Regions from separate parts of the Homo sapiens genome. Here region 2 is linked to region 1. Evidence: read pairs that join two places in POLR2A ChIA-PET (ENCODE). Cell type or tissue: PC-9. All regions are shown on one strand. Links, peaks and the distances in the headings refer to the core of each region. The heading gives the core; the rest is flanking DNA.

Region 1 (11,228 bases), core at 5,424-7,923:
ACCTTAGTGAAGGCACCTTGTAAAACTGGAATGCACTGCACACGTCATTATCTTTATGTAACTTTAAGGATTGAAGCTTGCAGACAGCCATCTCTCTGAGTTTCTTACAGGAGAAGAAATAGGAGAAGCTTTCATTTCCAAGAGAAGTCAATGATTTTCTATACCTATTACCCTACCACTTCCCTCTCACCCTGTGACCTTTGCACAGATGCTGAGGTCTGAGGTTTCTGTAAGCCTCTCCCTGCTGCTCATCTCATTGTGTGCTTCATGAAAGCACAGAAATACATCGCAGTGTCCCCCAGCTGTGAGTCTGAGATCTTGAGACTGAAGGATTTGGCTGCTTTCTGGAAGTTCACAGAGAAACGATTCTCCGTTGCATTCTGTTGCTTATAAGCTTCTTGGCGAATAACGAGAATCATCTGCCTGCTGGGAGGCTGCTTGTACCAGAACAAATAATAATTATTCTCACTGGTGTCATATGTGCAACTCAGGGTCACAGTCTCTGCCTCCTGCACAGACATCTCTGGTTGAGACTGAGTGACTGTCTGGGCCATGCCGGATTCTGTGGAAAATAGGAGAGAAAGGACTTCACTGGGATATCACGTGTGAGTGAGAAACAGACTCACAAGCTGATTCCCATTCCCCATTCCCACACACCTTTCTTTGTGATTCTAGCCTCAGGCAGCATATTTCTGCCTCCAGGTAGCTGGGCTCTAAGAGGCAATGCAGTTGCTGTTCTGTTAATCCCTCCTGCTTCACAGCCCCATTAGATGCCTTTATAAAGAAAGAACCACATCTTCCTTACCAAGACAGGTGGAGACCACGACTGCCCACAGCAAGCTAACTCGTGTCATGCTGACAGCGCTCCCCTGCAGAGTGAAAAGTCTCCTGCTCTGATGGGTTCTCCTCTGTGCTTGGTGAGAATTCTCCTTCAGGGCAGGAAATGCTATGATAGGTGGGTGGGTGACTAGGTTTCAAGGAGGGAAACATTTCTGAATACTTTTTGGTCTCTCAGAAAATAGGCCTCTGGTTATAATTTCAAATGAAAATAAAAAATGTTTCTGGAGTGCTTTTAGTTAGCCTAGAAGAAAAATAAAGAGAAAATGGAGCTGGCAAATTTGTTTTTAATACGACCTAATCTTGGAGAGGAGAGCGTGATCCAGAATGGTGAGCAGAAGCCTCTGACTCCATTCACAACAAATGGCAAACTGTGATTTTATTTTTCTTCTTATTAAAAAAAATTACAAAGCAAATCTTATGAAATAAGGACACTTAATTTTGAGTGATAAGAATATGCCTATTTATATTCAATTTTTTTACATTTTTATAATTTCTCAAAATAAAGAATGAGAAAAAAGATATATGCTTGTGGCTGAAAAGAGCATCGACTAAATTCAGAGATAAGTAAAAGCAGAATATGTAGTGTGTAATTGTGTTCACATTTTACATGGATTAAAAAAATAATCTTGTTGGCCAGGCATGGTGGCTCACACCTGTAATCCCAGCACTTTGGGAGGCCGAGGTGGGCAGATCACTTGAGGTCAGGAGTTCGAGACCATCCCGGGCAACATGGTTAAACTCCATCTCTATTAAAAATACAAAAATTAGCTGGGCATGGTAGTACATGCCTGTAATCCCAGCTACTTAGGAGGCTGAGGTCAGAGAATCGCTTGAACCTGAGAGGCAAAGGTTGCAGTGAGCTGAGTTTGTGCCACCACACTCCAGCCTGGGCGACAAGAGTGAAACTCCATCTCAAAAAACAAACGCAAACAAACAAATAAACAAAACCACCTTGTTTATGCTATATCAAGAAGCTCTGAAATAACTATTGCAGAAGTTCTCATCAGCACTAAATTGCCTCAGCTTAATTTATATTTATATCAAGAATTGCTCTTATCATTTTCATTCCATTTTGAAAAAATATTGTGAAAAAAACTCTTTTTAAATACCTTACTCTGATTCTTTAGAATTTTGCATTTCCAGAGGGAGCATCAGGGATCCTTATGTAATTCCTGAGTTGGGGTCCCCAAACTGGGCATTATGAATGGGGGCCCTGTTATGTACTGGGTGCTGTGTGAGGAGCATGAGTTCTCTGTCACAGAGGTAGGTGGCTGAGTGTCCCCTCTCAGAGAGATGCTTAAGGAGTTTGTAAGCACTGGGGCCCATCCTGAATGAGACTGCTAAAATCCCTTGTGCTGCAAAGCTCAGCTTGGTAGCAATAAGAGAAGGGGCACCAACATTTCTTCTGGATAATCTTCACCCTTGTCTCATGATTTGAATTCCTGTATCTTGGTTTTGGATCCCTAAAAGTCAGCTTCGACACAATAATTTGTGTGTAAATAGTTTATTATAGGTGATTCTAGGAAACTGTAGATCAAAAATAAAATTCTAAGGCCCCCCAGCCCCCCGCAACCATCTGAGTGGACTTCCTTCTTGGCCAGGGCTCTCTTAAAATTCAACTTGAGAGATTGGTTCAGGCCAGAATGGGAAGTGGGGGTCAGACATGCTTCATCATACCTCTCTGGCATTAACATCAACACAGACCTGAAGTCTGATAAGAAGCATTTACAATCCATTCTCTCTGAAACCTGCTACTTGGAAGATTCATCTGCCTGACCAAACTCTGGTCTTTATAACCTCTTATCGCAATACAGACATTTCCTATTAATTCCAGGTCTTTAGATAAACTCAACCAATTGTCAACCAGAAAAATATTAAATCTACTTATAAGCTGGAAGCTCCTCACTCCCACTGACCCCCTTGCCCCTTGCTTTGAGTTGTCCCACCTTCCTGGATCAAACCAATGTATTTTTTAAATGTATTTGATTGAAGTCCCATGCCTCCCTAAAATGTATAAGCCAAGCTGCACTGCGACCACCTTGGGCACATGTTCTCGGAACCTCCTGAGGGCTGTGTCATGGGCCATGGTCACTCATATTTGGCTCAGAATCAACCTCTTTAACTATTTTACAGAGTTTAACTCTTTTTTGTTTGCAAGACATGGGTAAGAGGTAAATCAGGGAAGGAAGGAAGCCAATACAGAATGTGCCATCAAGGCAGTTACCACGATGGGCAATTGCAGCTTTCTGCAGCTGGATAATGTTAGGGGTAGAAGGCTCTGAGTTACTGGTGGTGAATCCATATGGGTCTGCAGCAACCTCAAGTCTTGTCTCTTTAGCAGAAAGAATTTGACTGAGGGAAATAAGGCAGAATGAAAGACCAAGGCAAGTTTCAGAACAGGAGTGGAATTTTATTAAAAAGCTTTAGAGCAGGAGAGAAAGGAAAGTACACTTGGAAGAGACCCAAGCGGACAACTGGAAGGACAAGTGCAGCCTTTAACCTTAATCCTAAGATTTTATACACTGACCTACCTCCAGCATCTTGTGCCCCTTTCCCATGATTCTTCCCTTAGGATGGGCTGCCCGCATGTGCAGTGCCCTCCTTCCTGCTTGGGACGTGGGCATGAGCAGTGTGTTTAGGAAGTTGTACTCATGCACATCTGAGGCTTTCTTCCTTTTTCTGGTGGAGTGCCCACAGAAGGTCATACTCTGCTGTTTTGTCTCTTAATGTACATGCTGGGTTCACTCACCAATTCCTGAGATTTTATTGGAAGCTGATTACCAATCTTAAGTGTCTTTATCTGTTGGGGAAGTTGCCAGTGATAATTTGCTGCCAATTATCATTTTTAGAGAGGTAATGTGATAACTGCCGAACAATCGCCTGATGACTCCTGGTGGGTGGAGGGGAGAGCTCTCTTGTGCCCCATTCATGCCTGTCTAACTACCTGTCACAATAACTCTAAGAGACAGCATAGCATACTCTTTGGAGCTATGCCAAATGAGTCATGAAGAAACTGGAGTAATCATGCCTAAACTCCCTGTCTATCACTGATTAAGAACTGCTTTTGGGGCATTAACTCTTTTGCATTTCTGGCTTGTCCTCCACAGCCTCCACATTCATGGCCAGAAAGTCAAAGTCATCTTCAGGGTTGCTGGGATTTTCAGCGAGTGGTGTCCAGCATGTTGGCGTGACTGCCTAGGAGATATAGGTAGGGAACCAACAGTATCTATACAGTTCACTCCTTGCCTTGCTCAGATCCACTTGTGCTGTGTGTTAAATTCATATAGATCACTAGTTTTTGTTGTTGATGTTGTTTTGACAACAAGAGGGTTACTGGGACAAGTTACGTTTGTTATAGTTAGTTGCATGACTGCAACTCATATTTATTATCTCCTCCATCTACCTTCTATACTACTTATTCTTGATTCTCCCCACCTTCGGCTAGCATTTTTTTCTACTGCTCTAGATTTCTTTTCCAGGGAGGTAACCTAGACCTTCATCACCGAGGGGTATAAGCCCCTGGTTAGTCTGCTCTTGTCAGGCTGTAGTTGCTACAGTTGCCTATTTACGATAATCACTGACATGAAAGTGCTAAAAGTCATCACAGTGAATTCCCTGAGTTGTAGACATATATCCCCAGTTCCGCTATGGGGTTTAGCTTCATGATAATCAGGATCAACTTGTCCATGACAGTAGTAACTCCTTTCTTGGCCTCCAGGACTGGCATGAAGATCCCCAAATTATGAGGTAGTATATATTATCTTGGGTTTGGTAAAAACCTATTTCCCTCGTAGAAGCAGCATCCTCCCTTTTCCCCCTCAAAGGGAAACAGAATCCCTAGTCCAGCAGAACCTATAGTTATAAGAACAGGAAGCACAAAAGTGGGTTACTGAAAGTGGTGGTTGATGGGGTGATAGTCCTACTTCCATCCCTTGCTACCCAGGTCCATGTATTTTATGTAACAGGGACACAACACTATCTCAAAGAATAGCTTTTCAGCCCCTCAGGGTGCTGTCCCTAAGCTGGTGCTTTAGCTGGGCCCTTAAGTGGTCATTCCAAAGTTCTATCAGGCTAGTGGTTCATGGCTAATGCTGTATGATGAAGCTATATGCTATATGACATGACTACTGTCACACGCCCTTGATATAAAGTGGGTCTGTTGATGCAAGGGATGTGAAATCCTTTGATGATCAGAATGATCAATGAGACACTCTGAGCCATCAGTTCATGCAACTATGTGTGGCACTTTGGAGGAGACCACAGATTCACACCCAGAATATGTATTAAGAAGAAAAAAAATTCCTAATACCTCCAGGTTGGAAGTGGTCCAATGTAATCAACTTGCCAACTAGTGTGTGGCTGGTTCCTTTGAAGGATGATTCCACATCGAAGGCTCAGTGTTGTATTTACTGCTGACAGGGTGGACATTTGGTAGTGAGACAGCCAGGTGGGAGGGGGTCCCTAGAGAAATTCCAAGCAGCCTGTGCACTGGGGTGGAGCCGCAGAAGTTGGCATCCTTTGCAGTGGGGAGGAGCCAGGCTCCTCCTCTTCCTGTGTGGAACCTGGGATTCGAACTGCGGGGTGGGAAGTGCTCTAGCAGGGACTCTGGCCTTGTAAGAGTCCCTGTTTCCCCCTTTTCTTCCTCTTCACCCAATAAAACCGTGTCTTACTCACCATTCAAATTGTTTGCGAGCCTGAATTTTCGTGCCCATGGGAAAAGAACCCTGTCTTTGAACTAAGGAAAAGTCCTGTGACAGCAGCAGAAGTAGCTGAATCTGTCTTGGTGGGAGAAAACCCATGCTTCTGGGCTTATAAAGAAACTCAATCTGTCACCTCAGCTAATCTATTCATGGGTCTATTGTTCAAGAAATTGACAAGCACAGACATTCTCTGGCTGGCTGACATGCTTTGGACCGACCGTCTTGTCCACATGGTTGTTGAATGCTTCCTCTGTAATGGGCGTTTTCTTGTGAGTATTGATATAAGACACAATGATCAAAACAGTTTTTGCCAAAATTCACTGTTCCTTCAGTTCAGAGTCATTGCTAAATGTGACTCACCCTCCTCCCACCCTACCTGCTCAGAGCTCTGACCCTAGAAAAGAGCAGGATGCTGGACTCACTGTTTATGACCTCTCCTCACATCATTGACTTCCTTTCTAGCTAGCTGGTTGGCATTTTATCCCTTTTAAGGAGAAGACAGCTTTTCTACCATGTTGTGTTCTCTTTTCCTTTAAATGCTTTGTACAATTTTCCCTCAGATTTTGGTACTTGATCTTCTAAGCCAATCTTTTTGGCATGTCAAAATATTTTTCCTTTCACTACTGAATTTGATGGTCATGGCTTTCAAGATTTTGTATTTTCTATATCTTTGTAAAAGTCTACAAAGAAGCTCAAAGACAAGAATTTTACCCTGTTCTTTCTTTGTTCTTTAGTGCTCTCTCCTTTTTGATATTTAGCCTCTAGTTTTTGGGCTAGTTTTCACAAAGGAAGGGCCTCACACTGAGAAACAAAGTACTTTAGATGGTATTTGAAAACACTATCCTTCCTCACATGGTCTTCAAATGAAATGTTTGATATTATGTTATAAAACAGTCCCTCATATTTCCCTTTGTATGCAGCAGAGTTATAGTCAGTGCCCCAGGGCCCTTATAAAAGGAGGTGTGCCCAGGCCCCTCAGCAAGCTTTAGGTACCGGGTGCAGGTGACTGTGGGCACTGTGTGCTTGCTGCGCAGAAGAATGTGGTTGAGTCATGGAGCTGGGAATCCTGTATGTGCAGGGAAATGTGCTGGTCTCCTTTTTTAAGCCTGGCTGTGAATCTTCCACTGATCTTCTCTCTCACAGTTGATAGCATTTGTATCAGGGAAATGAGGCCTTCCTCAGGATCCTGCCTGAACCACTGAAGAAATCTGAAGGGCTGTCTCTGTAACTGCAGTTCAGTGTGACGCTGTCACCTTCCTTGACTTTCAGGGAAGGAGCATTCTGTTCCACTGGCAGTTGTCCATTTGACCCTGCTTAGGAGGAATGAAACATTTTCATATATATAGTGTGTTTGTTCATCAGTTTCATTATTTGTTTTACATTCCTGAGACTAGACCCAAGATTGTCCCCGGGATCTTTCTAAATTTCAATGCCCTGGCCGCCCCTACTTGATTCCTCCCCTCCTCATGACTCGCCTGACTCACAGGTCAGCTGCACACAGAGGAGCAGCAGCAGAGTGCTCAGTGGAGTTTCCATTCTTTCCTTTTCCTGGAGCCTCTGTGGATTCAGTTTGGAGACCTAGATTTGGCCGTGTTCACTGGGCCTAGTTCACTGTTCTAGAGTCTTCTGGTTCTGTTGGTTGGGTAGCCTTTGGGGAATCTTCATTGTTTTTACGGATAATCAAAACCTCACTGTTACATCACACACATCATTGAATGCCCTCCTCCTGCTGTTCCCTTCCCCTTGTTCTAGTTTCTGGCAGTGCCTCTGTCAAAGGAAGCACTGCCCCCAGGTGGTCTGAACTCAAAAAAATTGTTTTTTCATTTCCCCCTTAATATAAAGTAACTCGTTATGTTGAAATGAAAGGTAGACGGAACATACAGAGAGGTGAGGAGCAAACAAAAAAGAAAGAAAGCAAACAGTGTTAAAAGGAAAGTTTCTCCAGTTATGACTGTCTGAAAATCCTTTACACCTGAAACTCCCTCACTCCCCTCACCTTTAAAGAATTATGCAGGCTTTTTGCCTCTATGGCACTGTAGTACATTCTGAGGGGGGTAGGAATAGGTTGAGAGAAGATCTGATTATTTCCCTTAATTGATTATTTTTCTACCAGAGCTGTATTATATGTCTCAATCTCAGCAGCTTTAAATAAGTTAAAAGAGTTAGACCTTTTCCAAATTCTCGTTAAAAAGACAAAGGAGGAAAATGTAGTATCCTTTCTTTTAGGATGTTTTCAGGTGTGAGAAAGCAGTCTAGTAACTGGCTAACTCTGAGCATGCTAGTGCTTTTGCAAATATCCAAGTGCTTTATATTTAGCTCTGGGCACCTGTGCACACTGGTAATTTCTCATGTTTTACATATTAGTTTTCTGAAACTCTGTTTTATGGTTTCCTGTACTTGCAGCAATGACTAGGGACTCAAGATGAGGAGAGGATAGGGAAGAAAGCTCTCATCTGTTCTTTGCATCCAGGTCTCATCCTGTGGAGCATAGGTGCCTACCTATTACCCTCCCACATTTTCTCAGCTATATTTCTTGGGTAAAGCCCTGGCCCTAGCAAATCTATCCTCATTCTTTTCTTCCTTCATTTCTTTCTGTGGTCATGACATAAGTGTCTGAGCCTCTACACTGAGTCTATGAAGAATAAGAGGATCTTTGATGTTAATTGTGGATATTACTCTTCCATTCTTTTTTGTGTATGAAATTATGTAAAACAAGGAGAATTTTTTTTTTTTTCGTTTTTTGTAGCTTAGACTAGAGTTAGCTTTCTCCTGGACATGCAGGGTTTGGGTAAGACTGGACTCTACCTTCTCCTGTTTTCACATTTCTGCTTGAGAAAAAAACAATAGACACATGAGGTGGTCACTGGAGAATCTGGCTATTTGTAAACTGGTACACTTCCCTAGAAACCTTATGATCTTTCTTTTTCCCAATCAGAGCATCCCCACATCACATTAAGTCTGAAACCACAGAAATGCTAGCAAAACTTTAGTTCTCTTTGTAAAATTTTTTTTCTATTTATGAGGATACTTACCAGGAATGTCCTCAAAGAAGGGATTTTTTTTCCTAGAAAGAATAGAGGAGCTGTTTTAGATGCTTGGAGGAAGTAGCATTTACATGAGAGTTCTCCTTGGAATTTTTCTTCTCTCTTATCTCAGGTATGTGATTTCAACATTCTAGGTAGGTACTAGCAGGTATATGTCTAGCTATAGATGATTAACGATTTTACTGAGCAATGATGGACAGGGGTTGTGGCAGGTAAACAATAAATGTTGAGTGTCACTACCTCAACAAATTCACTTAACCCTGTGGAGACATTTAATAAAATGTACAAAATAGAATATGCTAATTATCCAGTTGGAGAGAGAAGAAAAACACACCTAAAAAGTCAACTAGCTCTAGGGGCCAGTGTATGATTGACATCAGCAGTTACTACTCTAGAAGCGAGGTATAGGAGCTAAGCAATTGTAGGTAAGAGTTAGTAGCTTAATAACTGATACAAGAGCCAAGAAAAAAAATCATATGATTATCTTTATTGATGGAGAAAAGGAATTTGACAAAATACAACACAGATTCATGTTAAAACATTGAAAAATAAAAACTAATAACTAATTCTTTAACATATCACATAAAACTTGCATACACCGTAATCCCAAACCAGCACCAACTTATGGGAAAGTGCTAGAGGCTTTCCTATTAAAGTAGGTGAAGGAAAAAGATGTTCATTACCACTACTGCTATCTAAGATTGTGTTGAAGCTACTTGCTAATGCAGTCAGCCCAGAGAAACAATAAGAAGCATAAGAATTGGAAAGGAAGAGATAAAACATCATCTGCATGTAAGTAGATAAAATGACTGTACATCAGAAAACCTAAAAGAGGACAAAGACCACTAGCAAAGGATTGGCTACAATTAAACATTTAAAAAATTCCTGTCATTCTTATGCCAAAACAAAAAAAAACAGAAGAAAATGTAGAAGAAAAGAGTATATTTTCTATTGCACAGAAGTGAAAAGAAAGAGAAAGAAAATTCTTAAGTGAAAATTAAGGGTAGGCAGACAGGTTAGTTAAATGGAATAGCAAATCTGTAATATGGCCTAATTGTATATGGAAATTCATGTACGATAATAACAGCGACTCAAATCAGTGGTGGGAAATGACTTTCCAGTAAGTCACTGTTCTAACAGGAATAACTTGTATGCCTCCTAGATATGAGTCTGCTGGTGACAAATGTGATTGTGATCCTGTCCCATTTAGGCCTATAGTCATTAAACTGGGGTCACGTACCTTGAGGCAAATGAGGACTTTCTTAAAACCAGCCTGCTCTAGAACATGCTTCAGGGTCCAAATGTTAAGCTGCTGCTTCTTTCCCATTTCTCTTTCCAACATCACCCTTACCTCCTACCCCTTAAAGAAAAAGTATATATCTCAACCATCCGGAATGGTGCATTGGTCCAGGGTGCTAAAAAAAAAATTCCCAAGCTGCCAAATAAAGAGACAATTTATTAGCTTCTGGAATCTGCGGGAGAGCCCTTAAAAGCTAAGCAAGAAATATTGCAAAACAGGAATATATTTCAACTGGCGACAGCCTCAATGCAAGGTTCCTTACCATATTCATCTACCTACTTTAGAATTAGAATTATGAAATGACTGGGTTGTCATTGGAACCCATCATGTAACATTCTTATTTGAATTAAAAAATGAAGTCAGGCTTTTTTTTCTGACAGAAAACACATCTTATGTGGCCAGTTTGTTGACAATGTGGGGTATGGGGGAAAGAGAAGAATTAAAGAAGATTCCAGTATTTTTGGCTATAGCGAGTGGGTGAATTATATCACTGTTTTCTTGAGATGGGGAAGAGTGAGGGATGAGCGTAAGGGAGGGAATAAGGTATGTTGTGGATATCTTAGATTTTAGATGCCAGACAGACATCTGGCAAAGATGTTATATAGATTATAGTATATATGAGCCTGGCTTTCAACAGAGAGGGGTTGGATGGAGGTATAAACCTGGGAGTCATCAATGTATGGATGGTAATTAAAGCCATATTCCTGGATGAAATCACTTAGAGAGTGCATGTAGACGGCATATATGTTTGAGGACTGAGTCCTGAGACAACACAGTATCTAGAGGTCAGCAAGAGGAAGGTGAGCTAGAAAAGGAGTGGCTTGTGAGGTTGAAAGCAAACCAGGAAAGTGTGGAATCCCCAAACTCAAGCAAAGATAATGTTTCAAGGAGAGAATAACCAAATTGTCAAATTATTCTGAGAAATTCAGTAAGATAAAACATGGTAATGGATCATTGGATTTGAGGCTATGAAACCCATTGTGACCTTAACAAAGTGATTCTGATACAAGGATAGGGATAAAAATCTGCCTGGACTGGGTTTTGAGTAAGAAAGGGGTTAGGGAGTAGAGATAAGGAATTTAGAAAGCTTTTAAAAGGTGTTATGCTATTAAGACAGACAAGGAACCAACAGGCTATAAAGCTGTTTTGCCCATTGAACCACTAATTCCAGTTCGAGGATGCTGTCTTAATGAAACGATAAAAAGTTAAATTAAAATGTATATTTAGGGGTGGATCCAAGATGGCCAAATAGGAACAGCTCCAGTCTACAGATCCCAGCATGAGCGACGCGGAAGATGGGTGATTTCTGCATTTCCAGCTGAGGTACTGGGTTCATCTCACTGG
Region 2 (11,228 bases), core at 4,334-6,833, 980 kb before region 1:
ATCACTTGAGGTCAGGAGTTCGAGACCAGCCTGGCCAATATGGCAAAACCCCGTCTCTATTAAAAATGCAAAAATTAGCCAGGCATGGTGGCGTGCACCTGTAATTCCAGCTAATGGAGAGGCTGAGGCAGGAGAATCACTTGAACCCAGAAGGTGGAGGTTGCGGTGAGCCAAGATTGCACCACTGCACTCCAGCCTGAGCAACAGAGTGAGACTCCATCTCAAAAAAAAAAAAATTAAACAGTGGAGAAGCAGAATAAAAGTCACTCTGAATCCTGGGAATTACCTAAAATGGCAGGGGGGTAGGAGTGAGGAGCAACAGAGATAAAGCTATATAATAGACAGCCAAATCACAATGTTAGTATCCCAAATATCCTAATCCTACCCTTGGGATTAGTGGGATTAGTCAGGAGTAAAATTATGTCAAAATCAGGCTAGCATCAAGATAAGCCAAATCCTACCCTAGATTAGTTAGCCCTCCCTTTGACATTACCAAGGGTCGTAAGTGCATAAACAGACCCCACTGTGGAACTCCAGGGAGCCAGACTGGACTATGGGAGGGTCTTTTGCCAGGCCTAAGCAAACCTACTTTGTCTACTTGTCCCAAAAAACTGATCATTCCAAGAAGAAGAAAGACCAGTCCAGAAAACAACCAGCAAGGAGTATTAAAGAAGCAGTGATTTTGCCTGATGCCAGGGTACAAATGTTTAGCCTATATCAAACACATTCACTGAAGAAGATTCTAAAATCTAACTCAGTAATGTACCTCAGTACAGTACTTTAAAAAATTACCAATAGTTAGCAATCTTTCAAATCCCTCAGCCTCATGAAGAGGTTGGTCTCTTTCGTTTTTCCAAAGAAGATTAACTTTTGTTTGCTTGCTTGCTTTTTTAAAAATTAAAAAAATTTTTTTAGAAATGATATCTTGCTATATTGCCCAGACTGGTCTTGAACTCCTGGTCCCAAACAATCCTCCTGCCTTGGCCTCCCAATAACTTACTTTTTCTTAAAGGTGTGATTATTTTGTTAATACAGTAACACAGAGCTGATAATAATAAAAGTAGTTCTATTGATGATAACACTTAACATTGTCTGGATAATGCAAGTGTTAAATATTGTTTGTTTTATTGGAACATTGATACCAACATTTTATTGGTATGAAACTATCTACTTCTATACCCTGATTCCTTTCCTTTATCTCCATACTAGGACCAGGTAAGGATATCATGGTCTTCATGCTCTGGATTCCTACCATTTTACTATTGATAACATGTCAAAATACAAAATTACAACAAATTTAGTTTAAAGATATTAACTGGCTTTGATTTGCAGTCCTAGACTTGAGGAACACATTATTCTAAAACACAGAATGAGTGTTCTGATTAACTGAGAAGACAAGTTGGCTTTTTAGGCAGAAAAGGGCTGAAGAAAGCAGAAACAGAGAACAAAAAGTGCATAGGTTGGTTCAAAGTTACTTTCCTTGTAAAGGGTAAAGCAGAGGGGACTTCTTTATTATGCCAGCTAAAATTGGCCTGTTTGGAGATTTAGCTATTACCTCTCTCTCTCCTGATTTCTTGGAAGATCAGATGAACTGTCAGCATGAGTAATTCCATTTTGGTTTGGTCTGTTGGACCTAGTACAGAAACTCAATCCAAACCAACAGCCTTGTATAAACTTTATTTTATATATGAAACATAATTTTTATTTTATATGCTTGAGAGAGCATATTAAAACTTCAGTTCTGAATTAGGTCCAACAAAAGGTTGGAAAGAGTAAAGGAGAAATAACTGAAAAATACTGAGAGAGGCACAGTAATGGAAGCAAAGGGGGAGCTTAGTAGGTTTACTATGATAAGACAAGACGTTTTGGTCCAATGTGGGTTATTGTAAACAAAACATTCTTGTTTGTTTATAAAACTAGGCCAGGTGCAGTGGCTCATGCCTGTAATCTTGGCACTTTGGGAAGCCAAGGTGGGCAGATATCTTGAACTCAGGAGTTTGAGAACAGCCTGGGCAACGTGGCAAAATGCTATCTCTACCAAAAGCACACACATACAAAAAAGTAATATATGCTTTGGAAATGAATATTAGTTTGATTATCATTTTTGTACTAAAGAATGACCTTCCCAGTTCTTATTTTTATTTATTTTTATTTTGATAGAGATGGGGTCCTGCTATGTTGCCCAAGCTGGTCTCAAATTTCTGGCCTCATGTCATCCTCCAAGTGCTGGGATTATAGGAGTGAGCCACCATGCCCAGTTTTAGTTTTAGTTTTTGTTTTTGTTTTTGTTTTTTTGTTTTGTTTTGTTTTGTTTTGTTTTGTTTTTGAGATAAAGAGTATTGCTCTGTCACCCAGGCTGGAGTGCAGGGGTTTGTTCACAGTTCACTGCAGGCTCAACCTCCTGGACTCAAGTGATCCTCCCACTTCAGCCTCCCGAGTAGCTGGGACAACAGGTGCATGCCACCATACCCCTCTAATTTTTTAATTTTTTTCTTCTTAAGAGAAAGGGTCTTACTATGTTGCCCAGGCTGATCTCAAACTCCTGGGATCTAGCCGTTCTCCCACTTCGGCCTCCCAAAGTGTTGGGATTACAGGAATGAGCCACTGTGCCTAGCCTTAGTTCTTATTTTTAAATGTCAGCATTTGTATTTAGTTGAAGATTTATTTTTGCACGCAATTTAATTTTTGAACATCTGTAAATAAGTCACTAAGTTTTAGAAATTCACTTTAAAGATATTGGTAAATTCACGATCTCTTTGACATTCAAAACCTATTAGTTTGCCTTATCTATCTTTTGTGAAACTCCCTCATTCCATAATATCTACAAGCAAGTCTTAGTATTTTTGAACTATATATCTGGATAATCATTTGCTTGATAAAAGGACATTTCTCTTTAGAAGTACTCCAACTAAAAAAATAAGAAAGGATGACAGAATTGGAATTTTACAACTTCTAATGAATTAAGGATCTCTGCAAAGTTCATCAATGGCTACCCTCATACAAAATAAGAGACATAGACCATTAAGTACCTCTTGGTGGAATACAACACTAGAATAAAGTGGTCTTGCCTCACCTTTCCCCGCCCCCAAACCAATGATGGTGATAAACCCTAAACTTACCTAACAATTTACAAGAAATAGAGGACAGAGGAACATATGAAATGACTCCATAGGTACAATAAACAAAATCCACACTGTGAACAACTCTATAGACAAAAGACCATTTTCTTCAATAATAACTTAAAAAGAAACAAGAGAAAACTTATAGTGTAAAAGAAACTTAAGAGACATAATAACCAACTGAAATATATACCTTTATTGAAACTCAATTCAAAATGTGGGAACATTTTAAAACTGAGACAACTGGAGAAATGTGAATGGGGACTGATAATTTGATAATATTATGGAATTGTTATTTTAGCATGATGTGGTTATATTTAAGAAAAAAGTTCCTATCTTTTAGAGATACACACTGAAATGTTTACAGATAGAAATGACGTAATATTTGGTTTTGGCTTTAAAATAATCTGGGTGGGGGTGGCAAGAGGTATGGATGGAGGAAAACTGGCCATTCACTGATAATTGTTGAAGTGGAGTGATGGATGCATGAAAATAAACCGTCCTCATAGGGTTTAACAAGAATTACATGCTTGGCTCTGGACAGAAATATAGTTATAATTAAGCATTAATCAGGCTGCACTTGGCCCACTTCCTTTTAGCTGCGAAAGTCACATCACACTAGATGCTGACCATTTGCATCCTCATTGTTCTCATAAATAGAATATGACATTAGAATCATAAGGCTTTTGCTTAAAAGTTGCTTAAGATAGTTTTCAGATCCTGAATTCCAGTGGAACAGTGAGTCTAAAGACCCCCACAGAGGAACTGAATCAGCATGAGAATGCAATTTCTTCATCCCCGCTTCTCATGACTTCAACCTGCATTCCTTAACCAATCAATGATCCCCACACCTTGGCTTACTACCTGTCCAACCCTTTAAAAACCTCTAGCCTCAAACTCCTCCTGGAGGCAAATTTGAGGTTTCCTATCTCCTTGTTCAGCTGTCTTATGATTAAACCCCTTTCTCTGCTGCAACCCAGTGTCTTGGTGTACTAATTTGCCATGCACTGGGCAATGAACCTGATATGGTTCAGAAATTAATTATATTATACATATCATTATATTCTTTTAAACATTTGAAATTACATGTGATGAAATCATAATAAACTTTTTTTTAATGGGCTGATTTTGAGGGGGATCTTTTGAACAGGGTGTGGTGTAAGAAATACATATATGGTCTTCGCCCCTGGTTCCTCACAGAGTTACTAAAACCTTTGGCATTTCCTGAGTGATAGGAGCATCTTTTGTTATTCATAACAAGCTCCTTTCAACCATACCTGAATGTGTGCTAATGAGGTGACTCTTGGTGGGTCCTAGGTAGCATCAAAATGGGGACTTGTTGCCAGGGGAACCAAACACTGTTTAGAGGGTTGGGGTCCCAACCTTTCTTCCCACGCCCCCCAACCCCTGACAATCAGAGAGGGAAAAGGGGCTAGAGATTGAGTTCAATCGCCAATGACAAATTCTTTAATCAATCATGCCTATGTAATGGAACGTTCATAACAACTCCTGAACAAGGCGGTTCAGAGAGTTACCAAGTTGGTGAACACTTGGAGGTGCTGGGAGGGTAGTGCATCTGGAGAGGGTATGGAAGCTCTGCACCCCTCCTCACATACTTTGCATCTTTTCCATTTGGCTATTTCCATGATATATGGTTTTCTTTCTTTCTTTTTTTTTTTGAGACAGAGTCTCACTCTGTTGCCAGACTGGAGTGTGGTGGCACAATCTTGGCTCACTGCAACCTCCACCTCCCAGGTTCAAGTGATTCTCCTGCTTCAGCCTCCAGAGTAGCTGGGATTACAGGCGCCCGCCACCACACCCATCTACTTTTGGTATTTTTAGTAGAGGCAGGGTTTCACCATGTTGGCCAGGCTGGTCTCGAACTCCTGACCTCAGGTGATCTGCCCGCCTCAGCCTCCCAAAGTGCTGGGATTACAGGCGTGAGCCACTGCACCTGGCCCCTATGTTGTATCTTTTATAATAAACTGGTAATAATAAACAAAGTACTTTTCTGAGTTCTGTGAGTCATTCTAGCAAATTATTGAAGCTTGTGGGAGCAGGAGGAAGTTCATGGGAATCCTCAAGTTTGTTGTTGGCCAGTCTGAAGTATTTTAGCCTGGGTACCCCATTTGTGGCTGGTGTCCAGAGTCGGGGCAGTCTTGTGAGGCTGAGCCCTAAACATGTGAAGTATGATACTAAAACTCTAGGAATTAGTGTTAGAATTGAATTGAATTGAATTGAATTGTTGCATACCTAGTTGGTGTCAGAGAACTGGTTGGTATCAGAAAACATCTCACACAGGGGCAGAAAATATATAGTGCAAATATTATTCATCTTTCCATTTAGCAAACCTTTACTGAACACTTTACGTCAGGCATAAGAACTGGAAATGCTAAGATGAATAGTATGGGTTCTTGTCTTTTAGTAGTGTCAAAGGAAAATATGTTGGACCCCCCAAATCACTAAGCTAAAGGGAAAAGCCAAGCTGGGAAATGCTCAGGGCAAACCTGCCTTTCATTCTATTCAAAGTCACCCTTCTGCTCACTGAGATACATGCATATCTGATTGCCTCCTTTGGAGAGGCTAATCAGAAACTCAAAAGAAGGCAACCATTGGTCTCTTATCTACCTATGACCTAGAAGCCCCTTCCCACTTTGAGCTGTCCCACCTTTCCCGATCGAACCAATGTTCATCATACATATGTTGATTGATGTCTCATGTCTCCCTAAAATGTATAAAACCAAACTGTACTCTGACCACCTTGGGCACATGTCGTCTGAACCTTCTGAGGCGCATGTCCTCAATCTTGGCAAAATAAACTTTCTAAATTAACTGAGACTTGTCTCAGATTTTCCGGGTTTACAGTAGCTTATCACAGTCTAGTAGAAGAGACATTCTGACACATGAACTAATAAGTAAAACACTAGGTTATACGCAGAACACAAGTACTTACAAGATATAGAGATAATGATTAAGAGGTAATTATTAATTCAGTCTTTTTTTTTTTTTTTGAGACAGAGTCTCGCTCTGTCACCCAGGCTGGAGTGCAGTGGCACATTCTAGGCTCACTGCAACCTCTGCCTCCCAGGTTCAAGCAATTCTCATGCCTCAGCCTCCCAAGCAGCTGGCATTACAGGCACGCGCCACCATGACACCTGGCTAATTTTTTGTATTTTTAGTAGAGACAGGGTTTTACCATATTGGCCAGGCTGATCTTGAACCCCTGACCTCAAGTGATCCACCCCCTCAGCCTCCAAAAGTGCTGGGATTAGAGGCGTGAGCCACCACGGCTGGCCTAACTTAGTTTTTAAAGTGTAGAAATCAGGCATTTCAGGTATAAAGGTATGAAAGTATATGGTCTGTAAAAGAACTGCAAAGAACTGAATCTGCCTAATAGATTAGGTAATAAATAACCTTACGTAATAACTTGTGTTTGTACATGAGAGGTGAGATGGTAGTTGTGATTGAAATTGGAGAGGTTAGGAGGAACCAGAACGTTAAGGTAACTATGTATCACTCTGAGCAGTCTGAAACTTAAGTGATAGGAAGCCACCAAAGGATTTTGAAAAGGCAGTTACTTGTTCAGATTTGTAATTGAAATAGATTATCGTGACGGTTCAGAGGGAACAGATTTGAGGAAAAAAGAACCCTAAAAATGCTTTCTTAGCAAAAGCAATTGGAGAATTGTTAGTAAGATGTCTGAAGTACCCACTCTGGATGAGAGCCACAGCAGCCCACCAGGCAGAGGGTTATGTTTTGGGTTGCACAGTTTGTATGATCAAAGGAATACTACCTCACACTGGCCTAAGGTTCCTCAATCCCCTGCTCAGTAGTGATGAAGAATTCAACTACACTGTTTCAGAAGTCCTAAATACTGAAAGCTTTTCCTTTTTAGGTAAAATAATATCAAACTAAATACAACTTTTCTTCAAAAGCACCATTGAGTATCTCTTTTTAATTTTTTATTTTTACACAAGCTGGAGTATGGTGGTGCAATCATGGCTCACTGCAGCCTCAACCTCTTGGGATCAAGCAATTCTCCCACCTCAGCCTCCTGAGTAGCTGGACTACAGGTGTGTGCCACCATGCCCAGCTAATTTTTAAATTTTTTGTAGTGAAGGGGTTTCACTATGTTGCCCAAGCTAGTCTCAAACCCCTGGCCTCAAGCAATCCTCCCACCTTGGCCTCCAAAGTGGTATGAACCACTGCGCCTGGCCCACTGAGTACCTCAGTTGTTCAAATTCTTAATTCAGCTGAGGGATGGAGAAGCTCTGGTCTATTGATGAGATCAAATCTTGACCTGATTTTATTCCAACAGTATATGTAGCAATTATGTATGTATATATTAGTAAAAACATATGACTTCAAAAATCTTTTAAAAACCATAAAATAGACCAAGGGTCAGCAAACAACTGACCATAACCAGCTGTCTGTTTTTGTAAATAAGTTTTATTGGAACATAATTACACACATTTGCTTACATGCTGTCTGTGGCTGCTTACATGCTGTCTATGGCTGCTTCCATGCTACAACAGCAGAGTTGGGTAGCAGCATCGGAAATTGTATGGCCTGCAAAGCTTAAAATATTTACTGGCCTGCTGTGGTCTGAATATTTGTGTCCCACAAAAATTCATTTGTTGACACTCAACTCCCAATGCAATAGTATTAAGAGATGGAGGCTTTAGGAGGTGATTATGTCATGAAGGCTTTGCTCTTGTGAATGGGATTAGTGTCCTTATAAAAAGAGGCTTGGGGGCCGGGCGTGATGGCTCATGCCCATAATCTCAGCACTTTGGGAGGCTGAGGTGGGCGGATCACGAGGTCAGGAATTCGAGACTAGCCTGACCAACACGGTGAAACCCCATCTCTATTAAAAATACAAAAATTAGCCAGGTGTGGTGGCGCATGCCCGTAATCCCAGCTACTCAGGAGGTGGAGGCAGGATAATTGCTTGAACCCGGGAGGCGGAGATTGCAGTGAGCCGAGATCGTGCCACTGCACTCCAGTCTGGGCGACAGAGCAAGACTCTGTCTCAAAAAAAAAAAAAAAAAAAGAGGCTTGGGGTTGGGCGTGGTGGCTCATGCCTGTAATTGCAGCACTTTGGGAGGCTGAGGCGGGCAGATTGCGTGAGCCCAGGGGTTCGAGACCTGGGCAACATGGTAAAACCCTGTATCTATTAAAAAAAAAAAAACACAAAAACTAGCCAGGTGTGGTGACATGTGCTTGTAGTCCCAGCTACCTGGGAGGGTGAGGTGAGAGGATCGCCTGAGCTCAAGAGGGCAAGGCTGCAGGGAGCCATGATTGCACCACTGGCCACAACCACACCACTGCACTCCAGCCTTTGTGACAGAGTGAGACCCTGTCTCAAAAAACTAAATAAAAAGAGGCTTGAAGGAGCCTGTTTGCCACTTTTGCCATGTGAGGATGCAGCAAGAAGGCATTATCTTGGAAGCAAAGAGTAAGCCCTCCCCCGACACTGAATCTGTTAGTGCCTTGATGTTGAACTTCCCAGCCTCCAGAACTGTTAAAATTAAATTTCTGTTATTTAGAAATTGCCCAGTCTAAGGTATTTTATTATAGCAGCCCAGACAGACTAAAAGAGCTGCTAAGGATGTAAAATGGTACAGCCACTTGGGAAAACAGTCTGGCAGTTCCTAAAAAAGTTAAATATAGAGTTACCATTTGACCCAGAAATTCCACTCGTAGGTATATACCCAAGAGGAATAAAAATATATGTCCATGTAAAAACTTGTACATAAATGTTCCATAGCAATATTACTTATAATAGCCCCAAAGTAGGAACAACCCAAATGTCTATTGACTAATGAATGGATAAGTAAAATGTATATCCATTTATATAATAGATTATTATTTGGCCATAAAATGGAATGAAATACTAATAAAGTCCTAACAGAGATGCTACAACATGGATGAAACTTGAGAGCATTATACTTAGTGAATGCAGCAAGTCACAAAAGACCATACATTATATGATTCCATATTTATGAAATGCCCTGAACAGGAAAAACCATAGCAACAGAAAGTAAATTAGTGATCGCCTGGGGATGGGGAGGGTGGGAAGGGTTTGGGAAGTGCCTGCCGATAAGTACAGAGCTTCTTTCTGGGGTGATGAAAATGTTTGAAAATTAGGCAGTAGTGTTTGCACAATTCTGTGGATGTATTAAAAACCACTGAATTGCATACTTTAAAAGGGTAAATTTTATGGTATGTAAATTACATCTCAATAAAGCTGTTATTAAAAAAGAAGGTGATTGCATGAAAACTAGTGGACCTAAAAAAAAAAGTAGATGGGGTGTTTATACTTCCCCTTGAAAACAATTTTTTTTTTTTTTGAGATGGAGTTTTGCTCGTGTTGCCCAGGCTGGAGTGCAATGGTGCGATCTTGGCTCACCGCAGTCTCCACCTCCCAGGTTCAAGTGATTCTCCTGCCTCAGCCTCCCGAGTAGCTGGGATTAAAGGCACGTGCCACCACACCTGGCTAATTTTTTATTTTTAGTAGAGACGGGGTTTCTCCATGTTGGTCAGGCTGGTCTCGAACCCCGGACCTCAGGTGATCCACCCACCGTGGCCTTCAAAAGTGCTGGGATTACAGGCGTGAGCCACCACACCCGGCCAACAATTTTTTAAAATACAAACTTCTTTTCACTTATATGATCTTCAACTATTTTTAAGTGGGTTTGTGATCACTCATAACCTTTCATGACTTTTCCACATTATTCTTTAAACTAATAAAGTACAGTTTTCAGATTGGGCATGGTGGCTCACACCTGTAATCCTGGCACTTTGGTAGGGCAAGGTGGGAGGACTGCTTGAGGCCAGGAGTTTGAGAACAGCCTGGGCAATATAGCAAGACTGTCTCTGTTTTTTGTTTGTTTTTTTTTAAAGTACTTTACAGTTTTTAAAATATTTCCATAAACATTGTCTCATTGGATCTTTACAAGAAGTAGGATAAGTATTATTATTTCATATTACATGTGAGGAAGTATGACTGGTTCAAAGAAATAAAGCTATAAGTTAGCAGGCCGAGTTGGTCATTAGATTTCTACATCAACAGTTTTCCCAGTATTATCACTTTACTGTATTTCATATACATTAAAGGAAAACTTCAATAGGGAAGATTAGTTCATTAATTCTTTCATAAATTATTTATTGAATCCTTCTATGCTCCTGGTACTATGTTAGGAGCTGACATATAAGATGAGTAAGATTGAAATTGCCCTGCCCCCAGGAGAATCGCTTGAACCCTGGAGGCAGAGGTTGCAGTGAGCTGAGATCTTGCCACTGCACTCCAGCCTGGGTGACAGACAAAAGCAAGACTCCATCTCAAAAAAAAAAAAAGAAAAGAAAACTTACAGACTTACAGATCTATATGAGGTTCTCCAGTCCCTCAGAAAGATTATCTTGAGGTGAGTAAAGAATTCAAAACAGTCAGCTTGATCAACTATTAGCACAAAGTACAGCAGAAAAATGGCCTTAAGTCTTTGTAGAGATTGGAGAACATAAAAACATAAATAGATATTTACAACAACATTCCATTCATTCATTCATTCAATGACAACGTCTTGAGCGTCCACTACTTATTAAGGACTATTAAAAGAGAACAATAAGCAAAACCAACCAAATCTGTTTTCATGGAGCTTATATTCCAGTGCAGGATTCAGACAACAAATATATAACATAATGTTAGAGAAAAGAACTACAATGCAAAAAAAAGCATGGTAAGGAGTAGAAAATGTTGGGGCTACTATTTGAAATATGAGAGTCACTAAAGGACTGACTGAAGAAGAATGTTTTGAGCAGAAGCCTGAATGAAACAATCTAGGTATTGGATCAGTTACTCAGCTTCACAAATTAGGAAAACACATTTTCAGACTTTGCTGACTTCACCAAATTGGCCCTTCACTAAAGTGATGATTAACTGACCCTTTCCATTTCTTTTATCTTGATACTTGACCATGTGTAATTGGTCCCATGATCAGGCAGGTTAGGATTCAGACTACATATGATTTCTCTACTGATCATTAACTATGCCTAGGTTTATTTATTAACTAAAGGTCTGCTCTTTCTCTTGTTCCTATGACCTTGTTT

The links. ChIA-PET counts read pairs that join two places held together with the same protein. Peaks named below come from ENCODE experiments on the same cell type or tissue, not always from the same donor. Only the 100,000 strongest peaks of a DNase experiment are listed, where the experiment ranks them.
Region 2: POLR2A ChIA-PET joins it to region 1 with 5 read pairs; 1 of 35 experiments calls an interaction of 5 or more read pairs at or near these places.

Annotation. Positions count from the first base shown.
Region 1 is chr14:22,261,597-22,272,824 of GRCh38, reverse strand. It overlaps TRA, the pseudogene TRAV37 and TRAV38-1. Among named protein-coding and RNA genes, the nearest start is that of TRD-AS1, 220 kb to the left of the region's middle. In PC-9, for the core only: a CTCF peak has its summit at 7,372 (motif pointing left); DNase peaks (open chromatin) are centred at 6,554 and 7,014; H3K4me3 peaks cover 576 bases; H3K27ac peaks cover 2,357 bases.
Region 2 is chr14:23,245,385-23,256,612 of GRCh38, reverse strand. All of the region lies in intron 4 of RNF212B (ring finger protein 212B), which reads right to left. Among named protein-coding and RNA genes, the nearest start is that of RNF212B, 13 kb to the right of the region's middle. RefSeq lists a silencer at 4,239-4,533. In PC-9, for the core only: no CTCF peak of the experiment used is centred there; no DNase peak of the experiment used is centred there; H3K27ac peaks cover 1,323 bases.